Regions from separate parts of the Homo sapiens genome. Here region 2 is linked to region 1. A link is an interaction called in ENCODE POLR2A ChIA-PET data of the cell type or tissue named here. Cell type or tissue: A673. All regions are shown on one strand. Each heading gives the region's core, and the rest is flanking DNA. Links, peaks and the distances in the headings are about the cores only. Region 1 overlaps PCCA (propionyl-CoA carboxylase subunit alpha). Region 2 overlaps CLYBL-AS3 (CLYBL antisense RNA 3).

Region 1 (15,670 bases), core at 4,718-12,717:
TTTTTGAGATTTCTGCCCTAGTTCACTTATTTGTGTAGCACATTTTTTCATGAAATTTCTTCAGTAGAATGTGTGGAATATATGCTCTGAAATGTCACATCCTCAACTATGTTTCTTTAGCCCTGAACGGGGGATACTGTTTTGATTGAATACAGGATTCTTGATTAGGATTGGGTTTCGGTTCTTGTCTTTCAGGAGCATATGAATTTCAGCTGTGTTCTAGCTTCTAGTATTATGTCTGGTGTCATTCTGATTTCTTTCCCATTGTAGATAATGTAGTCTTGCTGTCTGAAAGTTTGCCCAATTTTTTTTATTTCTCTCTCTCTCTTTTTTTTTCTTGAGACAGGGCCTCATCCTGTCACCCAGGCTGGAGTGCAGTGGCATGAACCTGGTTCACTGCAGCCTTGACCTCCTGTGCTCAAGCAGTCCTCCTGCCTCGGCCTCCTGAGTAGCTGGGACCATAGGTGCATGCTGCCACGCCTGGCTAATTTTTAAATTTTTTTGTAGAGACGAGATCTCACTTTGTTGCCCAGCCTGGTCTCAAACTCCAGGTCTTAAGTGATCCTCCAGCTTGGCCTCCCAAAGTGCTGGGATTACAGGCATGAGCCGTTGTGTCTGGCTCTAATTTTCTTTTGATCATTGGAATTCAGGGACTTTTTTTTCCAACCAGGATATGCCTTGGTTTGTGTTTGTATACATTAACCCTGCCTTTTAGTCCATGCCCTTTTTCAGTGTTCAGGTTTAAGTATTGCTTCATTTCAGAGGAAGTTTCTTCTGTTATTTAACTATTTCCTTCCATCAGCAATTTTCTCCTCCTTGTGGAACTTCTAGTTTTTGCAATTTAGGTCTACTGGATATGTTTCTCTTATGATAACTGTCATTTTATATTTATGCTGTGTCTCTTGACATTATTTCTTTATTGATCTTCCAGGTTACTAATTCAGGTTGCAACAGTGGTTATCCTCTCCTATAAGTAACTGACTAAATTGTGCAATTGGGAAATCACATTATTTTAGCTCAGAAATTCTAATTGTGCGTTACAGTTAGCCCTCCTTACCTACTAGTTCTGCATCTGTGGATTCAATTAACTGTGGCTTAAAAATTTAAAAATAAAATGAAAATATCAATTCAACAATTAAAAAATACCAATAAAAGCACAATATAGTATAACAACAGTTTACATAGCATTTACATTGTATTACTATAAGTAATCTAGAGATGATTTAAAGTATACGGAAAGGGCTGGGTGTTGTGGCTCATGCCTGTAATCCCAGCACTTTTGGAGGCTGAGGCAGGAGGACTGTTTGAGCCCAGGAGATCAGTGCTGTGATGAACCATGATCATGCCACTGCACTGAAGCTGGGATGACAGAGCAAGACCCATTTCTTAAAAAAAAGAAAAGTGTACGGGATGATATGCATAGGTTACATGCAAATACCATGTTACTTTATATCGGGGACCTGAGCATCTGTAGAGTTTAGTATTCACAGGGGTCCTGGGACCAATCCCCTGGGGAGATGGAAGGAGGACTCAGGGGATGTGTGTGCACATGCACATATGTGCATTGCTACTTCTTAAGTTTTTAAGTGCCTTTACTGCTTTTTGGGCAAAGTTGTATTTTTCTCCTGTCCTTCAGCAGCTCTGTTTCACTTGGTCTGTGTAATCATTATTCTGAATGTTTTTTCTTTCTTGTGCTAGTAATCCCCCTGCTGTGGTTTTTTGGGGGTTATCAGTACTAAGTTCTGCTTCTTGAAATATTCTAAGTGACAGCAGCCCTTCAGATGGTTGAAGACATGACCATATCTACTCCAGAGGCCTGGAAGAGCATATGTCTCCTAGCATTCTCATCTCAAGGACAGAATTGAGCTAATTTTTATTGACTACTTGGATTCCTGGGCAAAGAGACCACGGACCCATCTGGAGCCTTTATTGACTTTTCCCCTGAGGTCCATGGCTCTTTGCAAGCCAGTCTGTCTCCATGATGTGTTCCTTTCACATTCTTCCCTAGAGTTCTCTGAAGCTAGTCTCCAGTTTTCGTTCAGCCACAGAGGGAGAAGAGCCTGTTCCCAGTTTTTGGCTCTCATCTTCTCCCTAGATCTTGGTGCTTCCCATGTCCTCAGCTGCTTAGTAACTCTGGGGGAGATAGACAGCATGGAGTTTGGAGTGGAGAGGTGGGAGCCAGGCTGGTTCCAGGCTGTTTTTGACAGCTTCTCAGAGCAGGAATAGCTAACCTGGGTTATCTGGATCTCTCATGAGCTTTAGGGAAGTCTGTGAACCCTCTGAAGTCAGATATATAGTTTTTTAGTGAGAAATTCAGTGAGATTCAAAATTGTAAAATGTTTCAGAACAACTGCAGCTGACTAATGGAGGACTCATTTAATCATTGTTTTTGTTAATTGCAAACATCTACTGTTTTCACTCAGAGCAAGTAAATTCTAGTTCTCTTCCTTCTTAGCTGTGTGACCATAAGCAAGTTCCTTAACTTCTGTATGTTTTGATTTCCTCATTAGTAAAATGACATTAATTATAGCATTTGCTGTATAGGATTGTCAGCATTAAATGAGTTTATATAGTTTACAAATTCAAAATAGTACCTGGTTTATACTGAGCACACATTCTTTCTGCTAACTGTGAGTATCTTATCCATAACATTTGCATGCTGTTTATTATATATTGGTTGACATTTTTACTCTTACTGTTGTCATTATTATTAACATTATTGCTATTACTATTGTCATTAATATAAAGCCTGTCTGACATCTGAAAAGATGGCAAGCCACATATTAAATAATAACTTTCTCTCATTCTTTTGTCAGTTAACTGCAAAATTATTGTTACATGTGAACAAACATATTTGAAATATTAACCACTTTTAAAGAGATCTCCTTTCTGTTATAAGGGTGTTTGTGTAAGAAGAGTCTGGGAGGAAAAATGGAAACTGAAATCTTCCAAAAATGAAGCTGATAGAGAAAAGTATTTACTACATGGCTTAGGCCTTTGTGTTAAGATTAATATTAGGACCCTGAATACACCTTTCCAAATTCGTGTGTGTGTGTGTGTGTGTGTGTGTCTGTTTGTGTGTGTGTAATTAATAATTTCCAGATGCTAGGTTTTTTTTTAGATTTAAGTGTTTTGGAAAAGCATCCTCTGTATAGTCTACAAAGTCTATAGGAGTTAGAAAATTCCCAAATAGAGAGGAATAAAATCTTAATAAGTAAGTAATTAAAACCCCAAACATGGTCAGTCAGCTGTCCATATCTTTGAGAACAGACAGGTAAACTGTCCCACTTTTGTTAGACTTAGTCAGTTGCTTATGTTGATTGGTACAGTGCAGGAGGAATCTACTTTTACCATGGAAGGAAAGGTACAGTACAATTGTTGAAATTCTGTGAAGGCTATACACTCTAATCTCATCAGGGGGAATTCTGCATCACAGGGAACCTTTATATTCCAGAAAGATTTTAGAAATTTTTTTGTAACTTGATTTTGCCCTTTGCCATTTGTTTAAAAATTAAGAATTATTGCAACCTAAATTCTGGTTTATAACAATTAACTATAATTGAACAAATACCATATTCTAATTTCAGACTAGTTTTGGATTAAAAAAAAATTTCTAGACCTGCCAGATGAAAATATTTTGGTCTTTTATGGAATTGGAGTGTTTGATAGAAAGAATGAGGAGAAATTATTGGGAAAAGGATTTCTAACTAATTGTAAAATTTCATTCTTGTCAGAAGGGGCATTTTGGATGTGAGCAAATGTTGACCTTTTTGATTGTATTTAAAATGATAGAGGCCAGGGCTCTCAGGCTGTTTAGAGTGAGCCAGAATTGGGATGTTTTGGCATGTTTTGTTCTGGGAAACTGAGGATAGAAGGTAGGATGTGTTATACCCTCCCTTATTATTTACTGAACCTTAGTAGAAAATGAAGGAAAGAAGTTTTTGGTATACAGATATGTATAGATAAGCTTTTCAGGCACTTAGATTTGGGGTTTTGTTTTAAAGCATATTGTAAATGATATTGCTGTCTGAGTTCTGGACTCTTTTTATCTATGTTTAACTTTTTAAAACTGGTCTTTGTATTAGTTTGCTAGGGCTGCCATAACAAAGTATCATACACTGGGGTGGCTGAAACAACAAAAATGTGTTTTCTCAAAGTTCTGGAGGCTGGAAGTCCAAAATCCAGGGGCCAACAGGGTCAGTTTCTTTTGGAGGCCTTTCTCGTTGCTTGTGGGTGGCCATCCACTCCCTGTGTCTTCCTGTGGCCTCTCCTCTGTGCCTTGTGTTGTCTGGGTCCTGATCTTCTCTTATGAGGATACCAGTCATGCTGGATTAGGGCCCACTCTGATGATCTCATTTTAACCTGAGCACTTCTTTAAAGACCATGTCTCCAAATACAGTCACATTCTGAGGTGGTGGGGCTAGGACTTCAACATACGAATTTTGGGGGGTACACAATTCAGCCCATAATGGTTTCCTTATCATTTCTTCATGTGATTATTATTCTTGGGGTCACCAGGGGAACCCTATAATAGAATCTGTTCCGTTTTCGTGGTCACTCTTTTTTTTTTCCATGTATACATAGCATATAAAAATTTTAAACAACTTACTAGAATATGACTGGTTCTAAAAATCCTATCTCCCATCCCCCCAAAATGAAGACTTGACACCGGTTAGTCTATTCTAAACATTCTGATTTCAGCTCCAAAGTGAATTTTTAAGGACAAGTTCCAGAAATGAATTGGCAGTGGTGATATTAAATGCATATTTAGTTTTCCAAGATGAGCTGGAAAACTAAATTTTTAGTTTTTAGTGCTGTTGGACTATTTAGGAATAGCCAGTACTCACTTTGATGTATAGTTCTGATGTTATTGGCAAAAATAAACAAATCAAAAGCACAAAACAGGCAACTGACAATGTCATGTCTCTGAAGAGCACATCTGTATATAATCCTACACAGGTATACGCACCTTCATCCATCTATTCTAAGCACGAAGAATGTATCAGAGAAAAGGGGAGAAAAATTGGTTTCTAAGCCCTGCAGTCCAACTCTTTTTTTTGTTTTTTTCTGAGGTAGAGTCTCACTCTGTCACCCAGGCTGTCACTCTTGAATATAACCATTGTTTCCAAGGTGAGTTTATAGGAGTGATGTGTTGGGGCTTATTTCCCAACATGCTTTTCATCCTTGAGTGCTGTGGATCAAAATCTAATAACCTTAGATCTTTATTTTGAAATCCTGTATTCTCAGGAGGTAGAGCTTCAGAATTTTAGTAGGTACATGCTAGATTCTGTTCCGTGAACAGAAAGAGCAGAATCTTTCTGAACAGACAGAGCAGAACCAAAAATAATGGCATTGACCATCCTTTCAGGCTGGAATAGCAACAAACTACAAAGACAGAGGCCTATTATGCCAAACACTTATGAAACTGAATTTTATGTAATGGGACAGTTTCCTCATATTTCAGTGGGTAATCATACTAAACTACTTTGCTAAGTTGAATCCAACAAGTTCTGCTTACAAAAGATAGCTTTCGAAAAAACAAGTCTTTGTAATACCTGTCAGTTTAGACAGGATATATTGAATAAAAATGTCACTTAAAATTTTGTTAATTTAAAAGAACATTATTTTGATAACAAAAAATTTCAGCATTCTCTCACCACACCATATCTTGAGAGCAATCTCCTATGCCTTCTCTATTAAATGACAGTGATGTATTGAAGAAGTTTGTGCATGTGTGGAAGGATTTTGTAAATTTCAAAGTGCCACACTGATGTTGGTTATACTTAGGTATGGTGGGCCTTACACTTTTAGGGGCAGTTTCTGCTTTGACTAAGCAACTGGGCCACTACTTACCAGCTGCCAAATAATTAGAGCTGCAGATATAGCACTGTTGAAGGAATTTTAATACTTCTCATCAGCCTCCTCCTCATAATGGCCAAGTTAACACACACTGCGTCTTTCTGACTTCTTTTTACATGTTGTGACTTTTCCCCTTTTCCCTTAAAACTGATTTTCCTCAGTTTTAATTTTCATTTCAAGTCAACTCAGGTATATAATTAAAATTTCCTTGAATCTTGCTCACCTTCAGGATGACTTGCCTGTTATTCAGTTACTGATCCTGAAAGTTTTAGAAATTATTAGGTAAATATCACAGTAAAATATTTAAAAGTTTAGGTCAGAGGAAACATATCGCACAAACTATCTGCTATTGTATAACTATTTTTATTTAACATAGTGGGAGGATTCTGACAAGAATGTTGGTCAAGTCAGATGTCTTTATTTTTAATAATGTTTTATAATATGAAAAACAAGTCTTTCTAGGGACACTATTTTTATTTTTATTAACTTTTTTATTTTTTATTTTTTTGAGGCAGGGTCTCACTCCCATTTCCCAGACTGGAGTGCAGTGGCTCCATCTTGCCTCACTGCAGCCTCGACTTCCTGGGTTCAGGTGATTCTCCCACCTCAGCCTCCCAATTAGCGGGACTACAGGCATGCGTCACCATGCCTGGCTGATTTTTTTGTATTTTTTTTTTTTTTAAATAGAGACAAAGTTTTGCCATGTTGTCCAGTCTGCTCTCAAACTCCTGGGCTCAAGATATCCACCTGGGTTTTTCTCCCAGAGTTCTGGGATTATAGGGGTGAGCCACCGTACCCTGACGTATTTTTCTTAACTTTAAATTTTGAAATGATTTCAGACTCACAGAAAAGTTGTAAAAATATTACAGGTAATTTCTGAATACACTTCACTCATATTTACCACATTTACTTTATCTTTCTATCTATATCTGTATTTACTGGAAGCATTTCAGAGTAAGTTGCAGGCCTAGTGGCCCTTTACTCCTAAATATGTCTGTACTTCCTAAAAACAAGTAAATTTTCTTATGTAACTATAGCACCATAATCAAAATCAGGATTTGGACATTAACATATTACTGTCTTCCAATTTAGGGACTATATTCAAATTTCCCCAGTTGCCTCATTAATGCCTTTTGTGGTAAAAGAAAAAAAAATCTGGTTCAGCATCCTGCATTGCATTTAGTTGTTGTATCTCTTTATTCTCTCTCAATCTGGAATAATCCTTAGTTTTTTGGTCAGTTGTGATCTTAACATTTTTTAAGAGCATAAACCATTTATTTTATAAAATGTCACTCATTTTAGGTTTGCCTCTTTTCTCATGTACTAGATTCAGTCTTTGCATTCTGGGCAGGAATAGAAATGACACTGTCCATCTATGAGCACCATGTTGGTAGCACGAAGTGCCTCTTTATCCCATTATTGGTGGTGTTGGCTTTGTTAAGGAGGTATCTCTGGCGTTTCTACACTGTAGACTTTCTATTTTCCTTTTGTCCTTAATAAAGTATCTTATAGGGAGATACTTTGAGACTCTATAAATAGCCAGCATACTTTCACTCACTAGCTTTAGCATACTTCCTAGTTTGTATTTAGTGAGGAATAGGCTGAAGATGACAATGGCAGTGTCAGAGTTTATTATTATAATTTTTAGAATCATGAGGTAGGTAACAACACAGTGCCAAGGAGATTTAGTTTTCCCTAAGCTTATTCTGCTACCGAAATGAGATACATTAAGCACTCAGAGATGAAGCACAACCTAATTTACCTCACAGTTGCATTTGACAAGCTTGGTTATATTTTGGGAAATAAATTTGAAGCAACAGATGAGTAAGAGGGAGTGGTAAGAGGTATTAGACACGATGCTAATAGTGACAGCTTGGTGGTGATTAAGAATACAAAACTAAAAATAGCAAGTAGATCTATAAAAAGCTAGCCGATTGTTACCATCTAGCGTAGGTGTATGGAGCTAAACATATTTATTCTAGTCCATGAGGGTGATTATGGCATGAGATGTTATAAGGCACGATTATGTCCTATAATATGGCATTTGATAATTTTTTGTACCTGTTTGAACAAAAGATTCATGGTGAGCTAGGGATATAACCAATACAAATAAATTTATCAACAACTGTTAGACTCTGCAGTGTGGCACTCCCTTGAGAAATTTGTCTTTGAGGATTCAGGTATTATAACTTGGTAGGGCTTACTCCTTTTTTGTGAGTGTGAATTTTTTTTTTTTTTTTTGGGTTCGGGCTTACTCTTGCTCACTAAATCCCAAGATTTATATATTCACATGCTAATACGTTAACAATGCAAAACAGTGCTGTCTGGTGGATCCCTGATTTGTGTGCTTTTTAGAAAGAGCACATTGCTGTTGGGTAGGAAAAACATATGAAGCCAGGTTCTCAAATATTTGTGTGGTAAGGATGGAGTAACAATAAGGGAATTCCATTTTGTATTTTGAATGTTTTTGAGGCATTGTTTCCAAAAGTGTGTTCCATGGACTTGGCAACTCATAAAGGTACTTTGCAAAAGGAGGAGGAAGTGCTGCGCAAGGCCCTTCTCTAGGAGAGTCACAGGACATATGGGCATCCTAATGACAAGAGTCTTTCCTAAACAATCTGTTGAACTGAGATTAACCCGGTGTTTCCCAAATAGAAGTGACACAGAAACCTTTTCCCCCCACATAATAGCCCTCAAAACAGATGCATATTAGCATCAGACTTCTGTAGTTACATTTTTCTTCTAAGTGGGACAAGATGAACTTGTTGGTTTACCAGACACCAATTTTTGACTTTTTTGTTTTTTTATTTTTATAACCTTTTGATCAAGTTAACCATCTTTTCCCTCCCTCCCTCCCTCCCCTCCCTCCCTCCCTCCCTCCCCTCCCTCCCTCCCTCCCTCCCTCCCTCCCTCCCTCCCTCCCTCCTTCCTTCCTTCCTTCCTTCCTTCCTTCCTTCCTTCCTTCCTTCCTTCCTTCCTTCCTTCCTTCCTTCCGTCCTTCCTTCCGTCCTTTTGTTCCTTTATATAACCCTGTTCTATCACTTAAGTATTGAGCTTAACTTGCAGAGAGAAACCATTGCTAAGCACTTGGGAATAGGGGGATATTTGTGATTATTTAAGCAATGTTGTGCTTATAAGATTTCTGGTAATAACACAGTCTAAAGGAAATGCTTCATATCCTGTGGAGTAGCTTTGGAATCCTATGTATTTAGAAGGATTTCTTTCAAAAATGTTTAAAATTATAAGTTTTACTTTAAAGAAGTTAATTTCTTTTACCTGGAAAATTGAAGCAAGTTAGACTATTTTGTGGACTTATGCAGTACTTGTCAAAAGGTAAATGTTTTTTAAAATTTCTGTTAGTAAGGATTTTACCTTTAGCAGCTTGTTATTTTAGTTATCTGCTTAGTTGCTTCTAATTTGAATTACTTGTAGCTCCCTAATTTAGATTGTAAAATGTTATGGCTCTGTTATATGACTTAAGTTTAGAACACAGTGGGTCCACTTTTGGATCCCATTCAAAGTGGATCTGATGTACTTATTTTCCTACACAGTTAAAGATCCCTCTTCAAAGGTGAAGCAGAGACACAATAAATTTGGATCTTGAAACCTTCATAGTAATATGCTTTTTAAAAGACATGTATACATAATTGTATAGCCATTGCATATACTTTTATACATACATTTCTTTCATATACATTACTGTCAGGAAGATCAGGAAGATAATGTCATCTCTTTAGTGAGATAAATTCCAACTCCATCGTGACCACTTACCATAGATGTGACTCTGTATTTGCTGTTCATTCATTCAATATGTATTTATTTGCCTTGTATATAGTATGTACTTATATGGGCACTGGTCATAGAAAGAGGAAACTGAATGGTTCACTTAACTTTTGAAATTGTCTTTTCACCTATCAGGGATGTGTGAATAGTATTGATGTAAAGCACTTGGCACGTGGTAGGTTCACCTCTTTTTTTTTTCCTGAGATGGAATATCGCTCTGTTGCCCAGACTGGAGTACAGTGGTGCAATCTCGGCTCACTACAGCCTTCTCCTGGGTTCCAGCAATTCTCATGCCTCAGCCTCCTGAGTAGCTGGGACTACAGGCATGTGCCACCACACCCGGCTAATTGTTTTTATTTTTAGTAGAGACAGGGTTTCATCATGTTGACCAGGCTGGTCTCAAACTCCTGACCTGAAGTGATTTGCCCGTCTTGGCCTCCCAGAGTGCTGGGATTACAGGCGTGAAGCGCCACACCCATCCAGGTTCACCTCTTGAGTAGAGTGCTGAGATGCTTTCTCACATGAGATTGGTTTCTAGTAATAATAGAGGGTTTTTTTGCTAGTTACTTTCTTATTGTATTTATCTTATAGAGTCTTGGTTCTTACAAAATCATAATTTGCTTTCAAAAATACATATTTTAAACTACCTAATAAGATCTTTATTTAGTGTCACATTTACGAAGGGTTGATGCTTATTTTAGTGATGATTTGTCATTAAAATTATGTCAAAATGTCTTAAAATGTTGTTGAAACTGTAAGCAAACTCAACACGCACAAAGCTAATTATGGGTGCCATCTGTTTATTTTTACAAAGCTTTTTTTTTAAGACTATGGCATTGTCTGCTTATGATAAGCTTCAAGATTATTATAATGACTAAGTCCTGTCCTTCAATTAGTGTAGTTGAAGATGGGAAGATAATTCGTTTGTTCACTGACCTTTTCCTGTGTCAGAGTGTATGAAATATGACATGTCATGATAAAGAAACTATTGTGAAGTGCATTTAGAAGATACTTAATTTTTATGAGAAAAAAATGACATCAAAGCAGCAGATGTGGCCAAAGTTTTGTTTAAATTCTTAGAACTTATTCAAGGTTTTAGATGAACGGTAGACTTTTCCAGTGACTTAAGTGGCTTCATTTTAACTCAAGGTTAAGAATTTCTAAGTGATCGACCAAGTTTATGTTGACATGTATCCCTGTTTGTGTACCTATATGTCAGCACATGTTTTTGTACATACATATCTCATGTGTTAGTGCAGAAGGCCAGGTACATGCATGACAGCATCAGCCCAAGTAGTTATCAGCAATCTGCTGAGAGAGCAGAGCGATCGCACTGGCTCTGTTTTGCAATTGTGCATGCTAAGCATTACCCAAGTCAGTGTGGAGGGAAAGCAACCTGAAGGATCCATCTGCTCCCTTCTGCTACACTGCCTCGATGCAAGATTACACTAATCTGGCTGCTTGTCAGGACAGGTTAGTGAAAGCATGCAAGTGGGTGAGACTTAGGGTGGACTAGTGCTTTGGAAAATCATAAGCTGCCCCTGTAGATGCCACGTTAAGTGCAGCAGAATAGGTTGATTATCGGCCACATTGAAGATTGCCGTGAAATAAATATATAGCTTTTTGGTTAAGAATTAGTTTCAAAATTAAAATTCTTAAATATTGTTGGACCACAGATAAATCAAAATTGAGAAAAATAATACAGATAGTTTACAAATACTTTTAGGCCTTAGTTTTTCTTATGATTTGTGTATTGTGTTTATTCTTTCATTTTATTCCCCTAGCTCAAGAGTTTTTTAGTCAAATATGTTCAAATGTTACATTCGATTAACTTCATTTTACCCAAAAACTTTTGTGATTTTTCTTGTTTGTTTCTATTTATTTACCCTTTTCTACACCTACTGACTGGCAGACCTTGGCCTTGCAGGTTGAGCATCCTGTCACAGAATGCATTACTGGCCTGGACCTAGTCCAGGAAATGATCCGTGTTGCTAAGGGCTACCCTCTCAGGCACAAACAAGCTGATATTCGCATCAACGGCTGGGCAGTTGAATGTCGGGTTTATGCTGAGGTAAAATGAATGGTGTTGGGAGGAAGGATGGTGGTTATGTCCAGAGTCATGAGACCTGGTATAGCCAAACAATGAGGTAAAGTTAGGGTTTTATAATGTTGCCAACTATTGGATTACGTAATCCATAATTAAATCAGAAAAAAATTAGATAATTTTGACCTAATTCCAGATAGTTTTAAAGAATTGGGCTTAGTTAATTGTCATGTATTTGTAGATGGGGAAATAGCTACCAATCCTTTAAGAGGCAACAGAGCATTGGTTAAATACTCTTGAGCTTGAATGGACCATGGTTTTTGTTTTGTTTGCATTTTCTTTGTTTATTTTCAAACAACACTAACAAGAAGTAGCATTTATTTCCATGGGTTTTTTAAAAAAATGCCCACCTTGGGTACACATTAGTTGTTGATCAGATATTTACTTAAAATTTTTCCCAACCTTTTTTTTGTATAATTTTCTCCTTTATTATTACATAAAAATAACAATCAAAATTTAAATTGTAAAGCTTTTAGTAAAACATGTACTCTTAATTTATAATTTTAATTTTGGGTTTTACTCATAAACTCTCAGTTCAGTACTTCTAAATGCTTTTTTTCAAATGACTAAAACAAGAATGCAAGGTAACATTTGTACTATTTTTACTTTTCGACATCAAAAATGTCTGTCAAGATTAAAAATAAATCAGTGTCTGTGTTTAAGAATACTGAGAGCTGGTTTGAAATATTTTTCAAGGAGTTCAAAAATATGTTTTGGCGTGACTGTATTGCTCTTGCTTTTTTCATATTTTAAGTAGTATTACTTTCATTCTTATGACACTGAACCTGTTTATTCTGATGATCTAAGATATTTACAAATGAAGTGCATATCTAGTAGCGTGCAAAGTTTTTTTTTTCAGGTCTTTATTTGAAGAACCCAAATTCTCAAGTTTTACCATATGTGAACTGTTTTGAGAAGTAAGAAAAACAAATATCTTTAGTATACCACATTTGTTGTTCTAAACTTGAGTATGTTTTGATGTAGGGCCTAGGTTATTTTATTTTTTGCCCAAGGCATTCTAAGAAGTTTTATAAAATGTTGGAATTTTACCAATTTCAATAAAGTATGAACAAGGTCAGGCTAAATTCTGCTTACAGTTCTGTTTGATTTTTAAGTACATTCTAAGTTGTCTAGCGTAAAAGACAATAATATTCTGAAATCTGTGATTTGGTAAATACCATATGTTGAAAATAGACCTATAAATGGTTCTTCATTGTGTAAATATTTAACCTTACTTGTGCTGATTTATATTTCAAAGACTGTGCTTCCTTTCCTTTGAACTTTCAGGACCCCTACAAGTCTTTTGGTTTACCATCTATTGGGAGATTGTCTCAGTACCAAGAACCGTTACATCTACCTGGTGTAAGTCATTAAGCTGTAATACCAGCTGAAGGGTTAAAATCGTGATTTATGTCATACTTTTATGTTAAAGCATGTCAACACCAAAGGGTGTAAATTGAAGGACAAGTGAAATTCATGGGAATCATGGTTTTTGTGTTGAAAACAAATTTTTTTCAGTATTTTGTGGTGTTCAAGAAAGTCAGGATTCACTGGACAGGGGAAGCCTGGGGACATCTGATGATATAAATGATAGCTTACAGTGTTCCCAATTCTTTCGAAAATTATAATAAAAAAGGCTGTGAATCCTAAGAATGAGAAATGATGTTTTGTGTTACAATTTAATCTTTTCAATAAATCGAGTCCAACCCTGCTATATAGTCACTTGTCAAGAAATTCAAGCACAAAATCAGCTCCTTAATTGAAATTTAAGGAGATTGAATTAAGGCAAACAAAGTGTGCCTCAGTCTATTAAACCTCATGGACTTTAAAGAGTAATAATATTTATATCAGTTAAATAAAAGTGACCACTGTCCATTTTATTCCATAGCTCTTCTGTATTTAATAGCTATTTTGAAAATAGTTTTTGTTGCAGAAAAAGAGCAAGGACATACCCTTTTTCTTAATCAAGGTAATAAGTGCATATATATATATATATATGACATTATGTTAGCTAGTAGATGACAAGGCTGTACCATCTGTGAATATTCAAATTATTCATTTTGATTACTGGCATGAAGATGGTGAAAGATTACAGGAAGAATTCTAAATCTGAAGATATTATTGGATATATGATTTATTTCACTTTTTAAATTGTTTTTGCCCATGTGCTTTCTAAAGGGACTTGACCCTTTCTGTGCTTGGAGACTCCATGCTGTGTTCAAAGCCAGAAGGCAGAAAAAAAATTGTGAAGATTTAACAGGCATTATGTGACGTTAAATAGCACATGAGAAAACAAGTATCATAGGGACATATCTAAACACTTTTTTAATCAAACAAAAGAAGTATTAAATAAGAATTCATAATGATTACTCTAGTTGTTAGAAGTTTTCACCATGTTGTAATAGCTAACAGGATGTCAAACATTTTGCCCTCGCAAGTTTTTGCAATTTGCAATTTTCAAACGTGAGACCTGTTGAAAGTACAAGTGATAATGGACAAACTATACCCCCTACAGTCTTCATCCCACCAAATCTTTCTTCAATTAATGCTGCAGCAGGAGTTTTATGTAATAACATTTGCAGTTGTGAGCCATCCATAGAAAGAAAAAACAATTAAAATGCCTTAAATGTTCTGCTTACTGCTGTTATTTGCTTGTGTGAATGTTGCATGTCAGCTAAATGGACCAAGGAGTAGATAAAGTGATTGGGTGCAGGAGAGTGCACACTAAGCTTTGTCTATCATTATTGCTGGGAGCAATCAAATTGATGTCAGCAGGACAGTAGATGCGTTGACAGCTGTAATTATGTATCTCCATGGTGATCACTTTTGGCCTGTCATGGAGGCCCATGAGTCCCCTCCCTTGGAAGCATTTAATCAGATTGGGCTGTCACTTGTCAGGTAGACATGGCGGGCTGGGAGTTGTGCTTAGGGGGAGAGGTGAATTGAGAATGAAGGGTGGGAGATGTCTGATAGTTTCACAGAGTCCACTGTGGTACTGAAGACAGAAATTTTAATTATGCTAGAGGTTTCTGAGCAGTGGTTTGAGAATCTCGTACAGAGGTGCTTGGGTGTTTTGTTGTGGTTGTTATTGTTTGTTTTTCTTCCTTGTCTTATTAAAACTAGAGCAGTCAGTTTACCTTAGAAAACAATTTTTGGCTCTTACCTTTTTTGGTCACAAGAATGCATACTTAAGAGTTAACTTATGGTTTGTACTTTTCACATGCTTCATTAAGCCTGAGATTTATTAATATGGCAGAGGTGAAGATTTCCTTTTTTATTTTTGATCATCATGTTTTGTAAATTTGTTATTTTCAGACCACAGTTTTGTTCTGCTCAGAAATTTGGTTCTGATTTCATTTGAATTTTTTCTTAAAGTTTTTAGTGCAAATTTGTATAGCCTTTCATTGAAGGAATGGAGACTTGATCTGACTTCAGATTGGTTGTTAAGAAATAAAAATATAGCTGATTATTACTTGGAAAAAGCAGCATAAATAGTAAATTATAAAGCAGAGTTTTCATACTGTGGTACAGTTTTTAATTGGGAATACTGATTTGCTTATACAAAGATACGTGTTTATATATATCTTGATTTTATCGTATGTATTTTAAAGTTAAGATGACATAACTTCTGTGATCATAATATTAGTAAATAACAAAGACAGTTATATTTAATTAAGATCTGTAGGTAACACCTTATAGGATGATATTATTCAAGGCAACTGAAGTTTTAAGTAAGGAACTGTAGAAGAACATAATAAATATTCTTTATTGTCTATGTTATTTTATTTGTGGGTTGAACATCTAAGTTCTTCCTAGCTTTGTAGCAGTTTATGTAGCAAATGATAGGATGTAGTTAAAGTCAGAAGTTTTAGAACTTGTATCAGTCTCGTTTGTAAACACAGCATTAGCAAGCATGCTGTGGTT
Region 2 (15,670 bases), core at 4,281-12,280, 380 kb before region 1:
CTAGTCTGGAAAACAAACATGAAGCAAAGAAGGCACAACACCATATGGAAAAGCAAGACAGAAATATGTACAGGGCAGAGAGGCTGCACTGTGTCATTTAATCACGAAGACTCTGTTATTAGACTGCTCGAATACACAAAGCTGTGTTACCTTGGACATGTTACTTCACCTCTCTGGGCTTCAGTTGTCTCATTCTGTAAAATGGTGATATTACTGGAACTCATCTCATAGGGTTGTTAGTGAGTGAATGTTTGTAAAACAGGATAGTGCCCAGCACATACTAGTAACAAATGTAAAATACATGAAACAAATAAATATTTCCTGTGTCCTCTGAACTTTAAACTCTCATCAAGAACTCTCTGTTTGGCTTTGCCTTTGTAAATGACTGATTTTTCTCCTGTGATAGGACTCATGACCCAACACCACTCCAGTGCTGTGGACTCAGGTTAATAAGAGAAGGAACAGTTAGATTGCTATCTGTTTGTGGAAAATAATGAGTATTTGTCAGAAGAAGAAAACTGTCAATGCTGAAAAATACCTATACATGGATTGTAAATACATTCTAAACAACTGCTACTCCCCTCTGGGTCAAGGGCAGACATTGCTAATTACCCTCAGTATCCTTTCCAACTGCATCTAGATTCAGGCTCAGTATCCTTTCCAACTGCATCTAGATTCAGGCTCAGAATCCTTTCCAACTATGTCTAGATTCAGGCTCAGAATCCTTTCCAACTATGTCTAGATTCAGGCTCAGAATCCTTTCCAACTATGTCTAGATTCAGGCTCAGTATCCTCTCTAACTGTGTCTAGATTCAGACTCAGAATCCTTTTACAAACAGGGTCCCAAGTAGTGACTACTAATCAGGACTTGCTGGTGTCTCTGAACTAAACCTTATCTGTATGTTCAGCCTCAGGGTTGTTTTCTTCATCGGACACACTGGGCTGCCTTCCAAGCTCCCTGCTGCCAGGAGCCACGTTGCAACTGCCTATCTCCCATGACTGATGCCCAGCTTCCCAAATGCCCTTCTGGGCCCCACTCCCGAGAGAACAGCAATAGAGTAGGTTCTACCTTTAGGGAGAAGAGCAATAGAGTAGGTTCTACCTGGTCTTTCCTTACAGATTCTTCAGTTTGCAGAAGAAAGAGCATAGGCTTTGAGTACAGTCCTGCAGCCACTATCTAACTCTGTGACCTTAGCCAAGCAAGCTGCTTAACCTTTCTGAGCCTCAGATTCCTCCTGGGTAAATAAGACCTCCCTGTGGGGATTGCTGCAAGGATTAAGTGCAATAATGTTTGTACACGGACCAGCTGGGATGGGCTCTCCAGAAATGGTAGAGCCATGATCAATAATCCAGCCTGGCTTCCCACCAGTCAGGAACAAGGCCCTCAAGACTTCCTCCCTGGGGTCCCGGCATAAACAGGAGCCATGGCCAAGAGAGGGCTGGATGCTCCTGGTGAAGCCACTCTTGCCCACAACTCACACACAGCATTGGCTGTAGATAAAGCCAGATCATAGGGGCTCAGACAGTTGGGAAGCAGTGAAAGCTGGTGGGGCTGGGAAGGGAGGGAACCTTGGGCGGGAGGGAGGGAACCTTGGGCGGGAGGGAGGGAACCTGGGGTGGGGAGGGAGGGAACCTTAGGAAATGATGGGAGTGGGCATTGGAGTGGGCATTTTCCTCCCATAAGTGGAGAGGGTGCCCTCTGGCATGGACTAGGGGCAAGATGAGGTGGACAGTGTCTCTCCACTGGCCTTCTCCAGCTCTTCTAATGCAGGGCCCATTTACCTGAGATGCTTTATTCTGGAGCCACTCTCATTACCTCCTCCCAGCTGGCCCTCTGTGTGGACAACTCAGTAATAAGTTCCTGTCCCCCCTCCAACTGGAAAGTTGTTCCTGAGAAGCTTTGACTTGGCCTCCTCCCTCGGACTCTGCCTCTGACTACTAATTCAGCCTCCTCCCTCTGACTCTGTCTCCAACCTCTAATTCAATCTCCTCCCTCTGACTCTGTCTCCGACCTCTAATCAGCCTCCTCCCTCTGATTCTGCCTCCAACCTCTAATTCAGTCTCCTCCCTCTGACTCTGCCTTTGACCTCTGACTCTCTCTCCAACCTCTAATTTAGTCTCCTCCCTCTGACTCTACCTGTGACTTCTGACTCTGTCTCTGACCTCTAATTCAGCCTCCTCCCTCTGACTCTGTCTCTGACCTTCAATTCAGCCTCCTCCCTCTGGCTCTGTCTCCTCTCTCTGACTCCACCTCCTCCTTCCAACTTGTTTCTCCCCTCTGACTCTTTCTCCTCCCTGTTTCTCCCTCTGATTCAGCCTCCTCCCTCTGATTCTGCCTCTTCCCTAGAACTTGCCTCCTCCCTCTGACTCTGCCTCCCTCTGACCTCTCACTCTGTCTTGGCCTGCTGTCACCAGGTGTATGCCTACTCTCCCCCACCACCACATCCTCTTGCTCCCTGTTCCAGAGGAATTGGCCCTGCACTCTTCAAACCCAGGCAATGCTCAAGCACAGCGCAGGCATCTCTCGGTCATCCTGGGGACGGTCATCCCCGGGACGGTCATCCCCAGGACAGCCGCGAGAGCCTCCTCTCCTCCCCACGTGAGCTGGTGTAGGATTGACTCTTATCTGTTGGTCAAGAGTCGCTGAGGCAAACATCACACCCAGCCACTCTTCCTCGGCCCAGCCTGCCATTCAACAACTGCAGCCCAGCGCCCTACGTGTAAAAGGCGCTGTCAACATTTCCATTATAGGGTTCTCTTCCGAGAGTTTACAAGCCAACTGGGAAAACAAAATGAGCCCAGGTGGAAAGTTTGCCTTACAAGGGAGCAAATCTATGCAAAAAAGAGCACGGTGCAGCTGCGTTCTTGGAGACCAGGAGACTCTGCATTGAAATCTCAGCCAATTTAATGTCTACATTAAAAACGGATTTGTGTGAAATGCAGCCGCTTCTTTTAATTGCTCCAAATAAATATCCTGGGTAATTTTAAGAAAGGCTTCTGCGGTGGCTTCCCAGCAATGCAAGCCATCTCTTACCAGGAAGTGCTTTGGGGTATTGTCTGCTGAGAAAGGTGTTACATAAATTGAAACTCCTTTTGCTCAGAGCTGAGTCCTGAAAGTTCATGCAGTGAGAAACATTTCTCACCGTGCACAAACTGTGAATTGTATATCAAATTAAACTTTCTGATTAAAATCTGCATTGTCGGACCTCCTGCTGGTTGCCACCATTTTGCTGAAATAAGATACTATTTGGGGTAATGGCAGCCAGGGAAAGCTGTTATCATTGATTGTAAACTGGCTTCACTCCCTCCACTTGAAAATCTGGTGGGCTTCATTGTGCAAACATTGCATCTTCCATACAAATATTACAGAGCAAAGCTCCGCTACTGATCCATCAGCTGGAGTAAGCAGGTTTATAGTCTGACCCCAACAGCTCTTACGTCTCCTACACCCCAACACTGGGCTGCAGGAGGATCCTGCAAGGTGGGAGACCCAGCAGGAGAATTCAAGAAGCATATATCAAAGTCTGCTGGTTTTTAATTTAAAAAAAAAAAAAAATACAGGGTCTCACTCTGTCGCCCAGACTGGAGTACGCCACTATGCCTGGCTAATTTTTTGTATTTTTACAGAGACAGGGTCTTGCTATGTTGCTCAGGCTGCTCTGCAACTCCTGGACTCAAGCGTTCCTCCTGCCTTGGCCTCCCAAATTGCTGGGATTGCGGGCGTGAGCCACCATGCGCAGCCCAGTTTTTAATTTTAAAAATATTTGTAGCTGAGCGAGGTGGCATGCACCTGTAGTTCCAGCTACTTTGGAGGCTGAGGCAGGAAGATTGCTTGAGCCCAGGAGTTTGAGTCCAGCCTGGGTAACATAGTAAGAACCCTGTCTTTATAAAAAATTAAATAAAATAAGATAAATATTTTTTCTTCACAAGGACATTATTATTTGAGAGAGGAAAGGAGATAAAGGAAAAAATGAGGCCTAGCAGGAGTTCAAATTCCCCAGGACCCCGGGCCCAGGACACCCTCAGCAGCTCCTTAGAGGGACTCACTTGCCTTCCCCGCAAACCTTCACCCCTTCCCACCAACCTCCAAGCCCCAGCTCTGAGGCTTAGGCTTATGAAAGTCAACTGGGAACTCTGCACAGCATTACTGACAGAGGGGTCCAAGCTATTAGCTTCTTTTTACAGATACAGACTCTAAAACAAAAAAACAAAGAAGATTATTTTTGGCCCAAGAGGCTGTCCAGCAGAACACCAGAGGCTGGCCTCCCATGGCTCAGTTCCCCAGCTTTCAGCTTTCAGTTGGAGCGCGCGCTCTCCAAAAGTCAGCATCAGCCAGGCTCGTGTAAATATTTGTTATTGCCATCTAACCGTTAGAATAGATTGTCCCTGTCTCTCATTTTGTAAATCATTTTGTTGCTCACGTAATGCAAAATAGCTTTGACTTACAAAGACAGACAGGAGTGGGAGAAGGAGAAAGATTTAGTAAAATGATCAGTCCGTAGCGTTGTAGCTCATATTTTGGCAAATAAAATGAAGACAGCACAGACCAATTTCTAAAAGAACAACCCAGTCTGAATACAACGAACCTCACCAAATCCTTTTCTAGAAAACAGCACTAAAGGTTACAGGCAAAGCCCGTGCTAGAGTAGATGCCGCTTCCTCAGAGGGAGCAAGTGCTGGGGAAGGTGGCTTGTGGCCGGGTGCGTGGGCACTCAAAGCCCAGAAGTTCAAAGGCATCGCCCAGCTGGCGGGCACCTCAGCAAATGGGGGGAATCATACCCCCCCCGCCACCCCACGGAGGGTGCAGGATGTCCTTCTGCAGCGTGTTTTCCCTAAAAGTCAACGCCGGACATTCATAGTCACTAGCCTAAGCTGGTTTCACCTGTAGGGAAAATACCAAGGAGGGAATCAGCAAGTGCCTGGTGGAGGTGCTGGCCCGACCCCCTGTGTACTGCCTTGCCTGCAAAATTATTATGCCTGCTTCTGTTTCAGTTGCATGAAGATTAAATAAAATAATTTACAGATCCATGAATTAGCTATCTTTGAAAATTATTCTGCTGGCTTTCTTTCCTCACTCTAACCTTCTTTTACATCTCCTAGTCTTGCAGAGTTTCCACAACTATAATCTGAACCTATGTTTCCTACGTGGTCATACAGTTTTTTAAAACAAAATCGGTTTTCCCATTTTCTCTTCTTACTTACCATCCATATACATACCCTCTAGTCAAAAACCAATAACAAAATCAATTGCAATATTCCATTCATTCATTCATTCAATAACTATACTTTGAATTTACTGGGAGCTAAGTGCTAGACCATTATCCCCCTTTCACTCAAGAGTTCTGTCAGCCTGGGGATTACATCAGAAATCCCAGTTTTGGCCGGGCACAGTGGCTCATGCCTGTAATTTCAGCAGACTTTGCAAGGCCAAGGCGGGCAGATCGCTTGAGGTAAGGAGTTTGAGACCAGCCTGGCCAACATGGTGAAACCCCACCTCTACTAAAAAAACAAAAGTTAGCTGGGCATGGTGGGCACCTGTAATCCCAGCTACTTGGGAGGGTGAGGCAGGAGAATCGCTTGAACCTGGGAGGCGGAGGTTTCAGTGAGCCGAGATCTCGCCACTGCACTCCAGCCTGGGCAACAGAGCGAGACTCTGTCAAAAAAAAAAAAAAAAAAAAAGGAAGTAAGAAAAGAAATCCCAGCTTTACTGGCTTTGGGTTTTTTGGTTTTGTGTGTGTGTGTGTGGTTGTTCTTGTTTTAAGGCAGGGTCTCCCTCTATTGCCCAGGATGGAGTGCAGTGGCACAATCAGAGTGGCCTCCAACACCTGGGCTTAAGTGATCCTCCCTCCTCAGCCTCCCGAGTAGCTGGGACTACAGAAACATGCCAACACTCATGGCTCTTTACTGGCTTTTGAACTAGGATTTGAAAAACCCAAGATAATCTACAAAAGAAACTTGCTGCTGAAGGTGCTTCCTTTTCCCAGCTTCACTCCCGTCCTGTGCCTCCCCACAGCCTCCTTCCAGGAAACCAGGGTAACCAGGTCCCCTCCCCAGCCCCACAGGGCTCAGGCACCCAAAGGATTTCCTCCCATGGCTCCATGGTCTCCACTAACCCTGACCAAAGATGGAGCGCTCTGCCTCCCTGTGTCTCTGCCCAAATTTGCCCACCTTTTTACTCCTAGCTGCCATCAGTTTCTATGAATAGTCATCAATTTTTTGTTTCTTTTCCCTTTTTTTTTTTTTTTTTTTTGAGACAGAGTTTCTCTCTTGACCCCTAGGCTGGAGTACAATGGTGCAATCTTGGCTCCCTGCAACCTCTGCCTTCCGAGTTCAAGCGATTCTCCCGCCACAGGCTCCCAAGTAGCTGGGATTACAGGCGTGCACCACCACGCCCAGCTAATTTTTGTATTTTTAGTAGAGATGGGGTTTCACCATGTTGGCCAGGCTGGTCTCAAACTCCTGACCTCAGGTGATCTGCCTGCCTTGGCGTCCCAAAGTGCTGGGATTACAGGTGTGAGCCACCATGCCCAGCCAATGGTCTTTCTGTAAGAAAAATTATCAACAATTTCCACAGACTTGCCATAGTTTGTGGCAAGAAAATGTAATGCCTGCTCTCGTGTAGGGCATCAAAAGTCAATGACAGGATAGGCACATCAGAAGATGATACAAGATGTAATAACAGGCTGGCTGGGCTCACCACACCCTGCTCCCCCGGGTGCCTGGCAAACATGGCAAAGCCCAGACACGGGCCCAGAGGGGAGGAGCCGGGTGCCCCAGGCTAGGCCATGAGAAGTACATTTGAGGTTATTGGTGGGTTTCCCTAAGGAGAATGAAAATCCTGGTCTCCATCCTAGACACAGGTGGGTCCTCAGGCAGTAGCTGCCATTCTGAGGGTGGAGGGCTGGACTCAGTTCCCTGTGGGGGAAGAAATTCCCCCTCTCCATCATGCTCTCTGGGGCTGCCCTCCTGGCATGATGTTCTTGAGAGAGCTCCAAAGGGCCACAGTCTAAAATGGCCACTGCTACCAGGTGTGAAGACCCCTGCAGTGGACAACCAGCGAATTCCCCTTCACCATCCCTGTACTTTTAATAATGTCATAACTGCCAAGAGTTTCCCCCAAGGACAAGGGCTATTTCCCTCCCACTCCCAGTCCCAGGGACATTCTCCTATTCAGCCAAACCTGAAGGATGGGACTATGGGTGGCCATCACCCAGCTCATTTCCCCAGCGGTTCCCTGCAGAGAATGGCCAGGTCCCACCCCCCCGATGAGCCTACTTCTCCATCACAAATCACAGAGGCCCCAGACTCATCAGGCAAATAGCCCTGGAGGTGTCACTTTCCTCCTCAGACAGGAAGAGTAGTTGGAATCCTGTCACTCACCCAAGAGAAGAAGGTCCAACGGGCAGAGGACACCAAGCTCATTCCCTTCCTCCCTCTTCATCCCCCAACCTCTCCATCTTTATCTTTCTCCCGATGGGGAGCACCTTCTACCTTCCTTCTACATCTCATCGCCTTCCTAAGTTCTAGTTCTTTCTTTTGGGTTGGCAGACACCAGAGGGCAACATAATCTCACCTACTTGCCAGTTCTCCCATTTCACCAGTAGAGGGAAGAGTTTGAGAGAACCTACATCCACCAGGAGTATGTGGAAATTATTTTGAAATATGGAATTAGCCAGAGCAATAGAATAGCTCTCTCAAAGGCATCCCGTGCCAAAGCATTCTGTTCCCGTTGGTAAATAATCTGTTATAAAACTGGTTAAATGCATATTAACTCACCAGAGCAAGACACTGGCAAAATTTCCCCCCAGGCTGTATTTTGCAAAGAAAGCACTTTCACATGATGTCAGACCTGAGATTCAACTAACACAAGTCACATATTTTCTAAGGTAGTACTGACGCTCCATCCCTCGCCCACCATTTAGTCTTTTGAGATCTGGTTATTATTTTGGTTCACAAATAGTTGGTAAGGCGTTGAGCCCTGACTGTCTCGTTGTTTTCGATACATGTCATTTCAGCAATACGGGTGCTTCCAGGGGGCATATGGGCAAGTGAAGATGAGTGGCTTAGAACTGATTATGCACTGGGTGGCAGAGTCCTTGAGACAATAGGTACCCAGGCAGCCACTGTCAATCTTGGAAGTCCGTGCAAGAGCACACCTCACCACACGCTCCCCATTCCGCCATGCATACCGAGAAAACTAGAGAAGGGTCCCTCCCGGGGAAAAATGTTTGGAAGGAGGGATACAGAAATAAAACTTGTGCCATTGACTATTTACCAAATTATTATCCTGACCAAGTTAACATCAGGACCTTTAAAAAGTAGCCAACACGGAGCCGAGCGATCTGCTCAACCATTGCAATGTGCTCGATTGTTTGGATCTAATGACCTGACCTGGATATTTTCTGCTTGGTATCCCTAGCATTTGAACCACTTCCAAAGCCAGAGGTTTATGGAGCCTTTGAATGCCCTAAGAGTCTGTGATTCTCTCCTTCTTTAGATGGACTTTTTAAATCCTAGTTGCTGAATTTATTCAAGTGAATTGGCCTTCATTTCTTCATCAACACCCTTTCTTTAATAATCTCCAACCAAGGTTCTTATCATAAGATCCAAAATTAGATGAGCATTTTGGCCAGGCATAGTGGCTCATATCTGTAATCCCAGCACTTTGGGAGGCTGAAGCGGGCAGGTCACTTAAGGCCAGGGGTTCAAGACCAGCCTGGTCAACATGGTGAAACTCCATCTCTACTAAAAATATAAAAATTAGCCAGGCATGATGGCATTGCAGGTGTGTACCTGCAATCCTAGCTACTCGGGAGGCTGAGGCATGAGAATCACTTGAACCTGGGAGGTGGAGGTTGCAGTGAGCCAAGATTACACCACTGCACTCCAGCCTGAGTGACAGAGTGAGACTCTGTCTCAAAATAAAAATAAATTAAAGAAGTAGATGAGCATTTTCATAAATCCCTTGAAACAGTGAGCACAATTGTATGTGTGTGTCACATTTGTGGGCTTTCTGGGGAGAAGGCCCATAACTTCCATCAGATTCTCAAAGGGCTCCACGACCCTGGCTTTTCACTATGTATTTCTGACGTTGACTAGACCAGAACTTCCCAGTCAGTGTGCAGGATGGGTTACAGGTGTGTGCCTGAGCTGCTGATCCCTACAGCCCTTGGGTCAGGAATGGCAGGGACTTCCAAGCTGGTCATCTCTTGCCAAGAGCCGCCCAGTTGCCATCAAATATTATTTTCTCTGTGTGCCCCACTACAGTAAACTCCTCACTTCTAACCCCTCTGGCATCTTCGTTCTCTGTGTCTCTTCCTCATCTCCACGGCCTTCATCATCCAGCGGGAAGCTTGGCATCGGCCTGGCTCCCTCTAGTGTAATCTGCACTTGGTATACTTTGTCAAGAAAGGGCAGGGGTGTGGTGGTCTCCCCTTCCTAGAAGCACCGCTACCCTCATCTTGGGGATCTGCCTCACCTGCCATATAGTGGTACAAGAGACCAGCTCATTTCATCGCCTAAATTACCCCTCTCACTCTAATCCCACATATCTGCCCGTTTTCTGTGGTAGCTATCCTTTGCCTATGTGTCTAGAAGAATCTCTATGCCAGTTCCCTACTTGGCTCCCAGCTTTGTTACAAATATTCCTCAGTGCACATTTATGCAGAGGCTTTTTCCAACTAAGACACTTAAATCTTACGCAGAATCCACGTAGAGCCAAATTCAAACACAAATATGACAAACCAGCTGGACATGGTGGCTCAAGCCTGTAATCTCAGCACTTTGGGAGGCAGAGGTGGGCAGATCACCTGAGGTCAGGAGTTCAAGACCAGCCTGGCCAACATGGCAAAACTCTGTCTCTACTAAAAATACAAAAATTAGCCATGCATGGTGGTGGTGCCTGAAATCCCAGCTACTTGGGAGGCTGAGTCAGGAGAATCACTTGAACCTGGGAGGTGGAGGTTGCAGTGAGCCAACATTGTGCCACTGCACTCCAGCCTGGGCGACAGAGCGAGACTCCGTCTCAAAAACAAACAAACAAAAACCAAATATGACAAACGGGGCAGGCAAATTCCCATGACTTCCTGACTAATAGAGCACCCCCAAAATACTGTCACCTTCCAGACCCTGCCCAACCTCCAAACACACAGAGTCCTCATGTTCCGTGACCAAACAGGCCACCCAGGGTTAGTCTGATCACCAGATGCTCAGGTTACAGCATTCTGCTCTCAGCAATTCCATAATTCTGGCAAGCTAAAAAGCATGTCACTCATTTAGAATTAATTTATGATTCAGATATGTATATGAATGACTTCAACAAAATGTTGGCAACTGTCTCCTGCACTTCAACTGTCCATATCAAAGGCTCAATCACTGAATTCTTCAGTATTCTTCTAACCCACATCACAATTTTGTGAGAAAAAACTGTCTTTCTTCATTTTTCCAGTAAACCAAGCTGATAGCCCAAAATGTCAAAGTCAGGTTTCTAAATAGCATCAAAACTTTCTTCCTTCCTTCCTGTCTGAACAACCTGATCCTAGACACAGCCCTGACCCCTCACTTTCTAGTCAATACTTCCTTTCAAAAATATCTCACTTCCAAGAGAACGAGGTTGCTGCTCAGCCATGAGGAACTATAAGCGCATGTTTCTTTTTCTTTTTTTTTTTTTTTTTGAGACAGAGTCTCGCTCTGTCTGTCGCCCAGGCTGGAGTACAGTGGTGCGATCTCGGCTCACTGCAACCTCTGCCTACCAGGTTCAAGCGATTCTCCTGCTTCAGCCTCCTGAGTAGATGGGACTACAGGTGTGCACCACCACGCCTGGCTAATTTTTTGTATTTTTAGTAGAGATGGGATTTCACCATGTTGGCCAGGCTGGTCTCGAACTCCTGACCTCGTGATCCACCTGCCTTAGCCTCCCAAAGTGCTGGGATTACAGGCGTGAGCCACCATGCCCAGCCTAAATGCATGGTTCTTAAATGTGTAAGTATAGTGTTACTAGACAGAAGGCCATGTGAAATAAGAAATGTGAGGTTGAGAAGGATGAGAAGAGAGCCCCAAGGTTTGCGAATTTCACTTTGCTACCCAGGAAAAATTACAAGCCCACAAAGACGTTTTATCTTAAAACCTACCACTAGTAACTCTAAAATAGCATTAATTTTTCTTAGAATATTTCCAACTGTCGTTAGAAAGGTCTTCCATCTGGGCGCTCCTTGAAAGCATGGCTCCTTGAAAGCAATGTCCGCGTTACGGGGCATTGGAGAATATTTAGACCAAGATGAGCGACTTCCTTCCTAATGAAACTGACAACCAGACTGAGTTCAGGATCACTTTACTCAAAGGATATAATCTCGGTAAATCCTTTAAGAAAGCAGTCATATCACGTTTTTATGTATTTTTGAAGTAGGAGGAAATGTTTGAATAAATACCTGAAAATCACTCATGTTGAAACCTATTTTTAAGCTAATATCTGGAGTTACAAAAAACGATATGATAGGATCCCCCAAATTTTAAAAATATAAAATGTTAAATTTTCTTTTCAGAACAACAAAATAATGTGTGGATTTACAAGTCGCAAATTTTTTAAAATCATTTTTTGTTGTTTTTTTTGTTTTGTTTCGTTTTTTTTGAGACGGAGTCTCGCTCTGTAGCCCGGGCTGGAGTGCAGTGGTGCCATCTCGGCTCACTGCAGGCTCCGCCTCCTGGGTTCATGCCATTCTCCTGCCTCAGCCTCCCAAGTAGCTGGGACTACAGGCGCCCGCCACCGTGCCCGGCTAATTTTTTTTTTTTTTTGGTATTTTTTTTTAGTAGAGATGGGGTTTCACCGTGTTAGCCAGGATGGCCTCGATCTCCTTGACCTCATGATCCGCCCACCTCGGCCTCCCAAAGTGCTGGGATTACAGGCGTGAGCCACCACGCCCGGCTTTAACCTTGTTTTTCTTTTTTTTTATTATTATACTTTAAGTTTTAGGGTACATGTGCACAACGTGCAGGTTAGTTACATATGTATACATGTGCCATGTTGGTGTGCTGCACCCAGTAACTCGTCATTTAACATTAGGTGTACCTCCAAATGCTATCCCTCCCCCCTCCCCCCTCCCCCCAATCTTGTTTTTCAAATATTTGCCAAGTTGAAAGAAGATGAAAGGCTGAGCTCCTGTCTGCAGCCATTATAATAGCATATTTTACTATTATTATTCCTAACCTTAAGCATGTACCAACTTTCAAGGGAGAGAGGAAAACGTTTGGGGAAAAAAAAAAAAAAATATATATATATATATATATACACACACACACACATATATATACACACATATATATATACACATATATATATATACAGTAGAGATTTGCAGGATGAAAATAAACACTTCTATAACCACACCTCGAAACCAATGTCTTATTCGAGTCATATATAATAAATATCATACTGTTTTCACTTGATTTGGATATCCAGACCCCAATTTTTCAAGGACCTGAAAAATTATGTATTAATAATACTAACAGTTAACAATATTCCTTATTTTGTCAATGGAAACCATTCGCATTGAGATGCTGGTGATGTTTGTTTTCATTTCCTATAATTTTAATGGCAAAAGTTTGTCCACAGTGTTAAGTTTCCTTCTCCTTTGGTATCTTTCGTTTACTTGAGTTTAAAAGTTTTACTTTTTACTCATGAGTTTTGTTGTTGTTGTTGTTTGTTTGTTTGCTTGTTTTTGAGATGGAGTTTCCCTTTGTCGCCCAGGCTGGAGTGCAGTGGTGCAATCTCGGCTCACTGCAACCTCCACCTCTCGGGTTCAAGCCATTCTCCTGACTCAGCCTCCTGAGGAGCTGTGATTACAGGTGCCCGCCACCACGCCTGGCTAATTTTGTATTTTCAGTAGAGACAGAGTTTCACCATGTTGGCCAGGCTGGTCTTGAACTCCTGAGCTCAGGTGATCCACCCACCTCGGCCTCCCAAAGTGTTGGGATTACAGGCATGAGCCACTGCACCTGGCCTGTTTGGCCATCTCTAAGTAAATAAGAAGTGTTTCCTACTTGACACTAACCTAAAACATTTTCCAACACTGGATTTTCCAAGCTTCATAACCATCAATTTGCAAATAAATCCCCCAACAATCCCATGAGGAAAAAGCCACAGGGACACATGGAAAATGACAGATATGGCGGGAGACTCGGCAGAACGGAGGTCTGCAGGAACCCCTGCTGATGGCTCTTCATTAGCCAACAGATTTTCCTCTTCAAACATAAATGCAGCGCAGGAAAACGAAGTTGAGAAATAATTGTGTATTGAATGGTATGGTGGGTTCCTAGACTCTGGCAGGACCCGAACCCCAGTGATGTCATGTTGTTCCTTGGTTGAGTAAGCTGCGTGTCACCTCCTCTTTGAAGCCTTCCCTGACCACCCTCCCCAGCCACTGCTTTGTGCTCCCACTGGACCCCGTGCAGCCTTCGCTTACAGAACCCGTGAACTGTCCGCACTCATTGGCTTCTATATTTGAATCCCTGGCTATAGAGCAAACACCTTGAGAGTGGCAGTGAGCGTCTCTGTCACTCCCCATCCACTGCCACTCCTGGTCGTCCTTGTAGAGAATGTTGAATGAACAGAAGCTTGGGTTCTCCAGAATCCTTGTTTTGCTCTCTAAATCCCATTTAGCACATTTAGCCTCGAGCTACTTGCCATTTCCAACAAGGATGAATCAAGCCTTTGGATTTTCTAACAAAGACGTGTATGGTGGGAAATACAGGCCATTGATACCCAACATCAGGGAGGAAGCCAGGAGTGAAGAAGAGCGTGGGCGTGCTGGGAGAGGGTGGAAAGTGGGCAGATGGGAGGAGGCAATGCTGAAGATGTCACTGGAGTGAGTGGAAGTCGTGCAAAGGTATGGGGAAGCCACATGGGGATCGGAGAGGGAGTGGGGGATGTTTCCCCCTGTTGCAGCTGGTGCTTCAGGCACACAGGTGTTGGTCCTGAACAACCCATACCCAGGCCGTCTGGGGCCTTCCCTTCTGCCCCGGCCTGCCTGGTCTCTGCTGCCAGAGCAAGGTCTGCAGCTTCCGATCTCCCCGCCTTTCCCAAATATGCACGCCCTGTACCGCCGTCCCAGGCTCCGTGCCAGGCGGCAGCAGCCACTGTGCTCACACTCATGTGTCGTGTCTCTCCTCCCAGGTAACTTGTTTCCGTGTTAACAGGTAATCTTCCTGCTGAGGATGTCAGGCAACATGCCAACCTGGGAACGACCACCTTTGGGGCCAGATGGACATTTTGGTGCCCATGCAATCCCATTGCCAAGGTTACCACCTGTCTTCAAATAGGGCCCACCCAACAGAGTGAAGAATCTAGCGAGCGACCACTTGGTCCTACACACTCGAAGTATGAGTTCCTTAACAGAGGGACAATTATTCAGACTGGTGTCTTTTGTTTAGAGATGGACTCTTTAATGATGCCCTTACAGCCAGCCTCCCTCAATAAGTTACCACTTCGCACCCATTCGGGTGGCTATTTTCAGAAAAATGAAAAATAAGTGTTGGCAAGGATGTGGAGAAATTGGAACCTTTGTGCACTACTGGCCAGAATGTAAAATGGTGCAGCTAGGCACACAGTGGCTCATGCCTGTATTCCCAGCACTTTAGGAGGCCAGGGTGGGAGGATCACTTGAAGCCAGGAGTTCAAGACCAGCCCAGGCAACATAACAAGACCCGTGTCTCAAAAAAAAAAAAAAAAAAAAAAAGCTGCAGCTGCTTTGGAGAATAGTATGGCAGCTCCTCAAAAAATTAAACATAGAATTACCATATAATCTAGCAATTCTACCTCTGAGAATATACTCAAAATAACCGAAAGCAGGGACTCAAACAGATATCTGTACACCCACGTTCATAGCAACATTATTCACAGTAGCCAAAAGGTAGAAGCAACCCAGGTGTCTATTGATGGATGGAGAAACAAAATGTGGTATACACATACAATGGAATATTATACAGCCTTAAAAAGGAAGGAAGTTCTGATGCACACTACAACACAGATGAGCCTTGATTGAAGACATGATGCTATGGGAAGCAAGCCAGGCACAAAAGGACAGAGACTGTATGATTCGAGTTATATGAGGTAACTATAGTAGGCAGATTCATAGAGACAGAAAGTAAGATCGTGGCTGCCAGGAGCTGGAGGAAGAATGAATGGCAGTTGTTGTTTAAAGGGAACAGAGCTTCAGTTTGGGATCATAAAAAACTTCTGGAAACAGATAGTGAGGATGGTTGCTCAACAGTGTGAATGTACGCAATGGCAATGAACTGTACTCTTAAAAATGGTTAAACTGGGTTTTGTTTGGGGTTGGTTGGTTTGTTTTGAAACAGTCTCACTTTGTCGCCCAGGCTGAACTGCAGTGGTATGATCTCAGCTCACTGCAGCCTCAACTTCCAGGCTCAGGTGATCCTCCTGCCTCAGCCTCCAAAGTAGCTAGGACTACAGGTACACACTATCATGCCTGGCTAATTTTTCTATTTTTTTATAGAGATGGCATTTCACTATGTTGCTCAGGCTGGTCTCAAACTCCTGGAGTCAAGCAAGTCACCTGCTTCGGCCTCCCAAAGTGCTGGGATTACAGGTATGAGCCACCACACCTGTTCTAAACTGGTGATTTTTATGTTATGCTTTTTTTTTTTCTTTTTTTTT

What was found. Peaks named below come from ENCODE experiments on the same cell type or tissue, not always from the same donor. Only the 100,000 strongest peaks of a DNase experiment are listed, where the experiment ranks them.
Region 2: POLR2A ChIA-PET joins it to region 1 with 11 read pairs; 2 of 35 experiments call an interaction of 5 or more read pairs at or near these places.

The regions. Positions count from the first base shown.
Region 1 is chr13:100,289,891-100,305,560 of GRCh38, forward strand. PCCA (propionyl-CoA carboxylase subunit alpha) reads left to right here. Exons shown (of 24, transcript NM_000282.4): 13 at 11,570-11,713; 14 at 13,034-13,108. Among named protein-coding and RNA genes, the nearest start is that of PCCA-AS1, 180 kb to the right of the region's middle. In A673, for the core only: no CTCF peak of the experiment used is centred there; DNase peaks (open chromatin) are centred at 8,451, 8,971, 9,341, 11,641 and 5 weaker places; H3K4me3 peaks cover 3,748 bases; H3K27ac peaks cover 7,827 bases.
Region 2 is chr13:99,909,110-99,924,779 of GRCh38, forward strand. The region is part of intron 1 of CLYBL-AS3 (CLYBL antisense RNA 3); the gene reads right to left. It also overlaps a transcript of CLYBL not described here. Among named protein-coding and RNA genes, the nearest start is that of CLYBL-AS3, 40 kb to the right of the region's middle. RefSeq lists enhancers at 4,260-4,761, 4,762-5,261. In A673, for the core only: a CTCF peak has its summit at 7,573 (motif pointing right); a DNase peak (open chromatin) is centred at 7,592.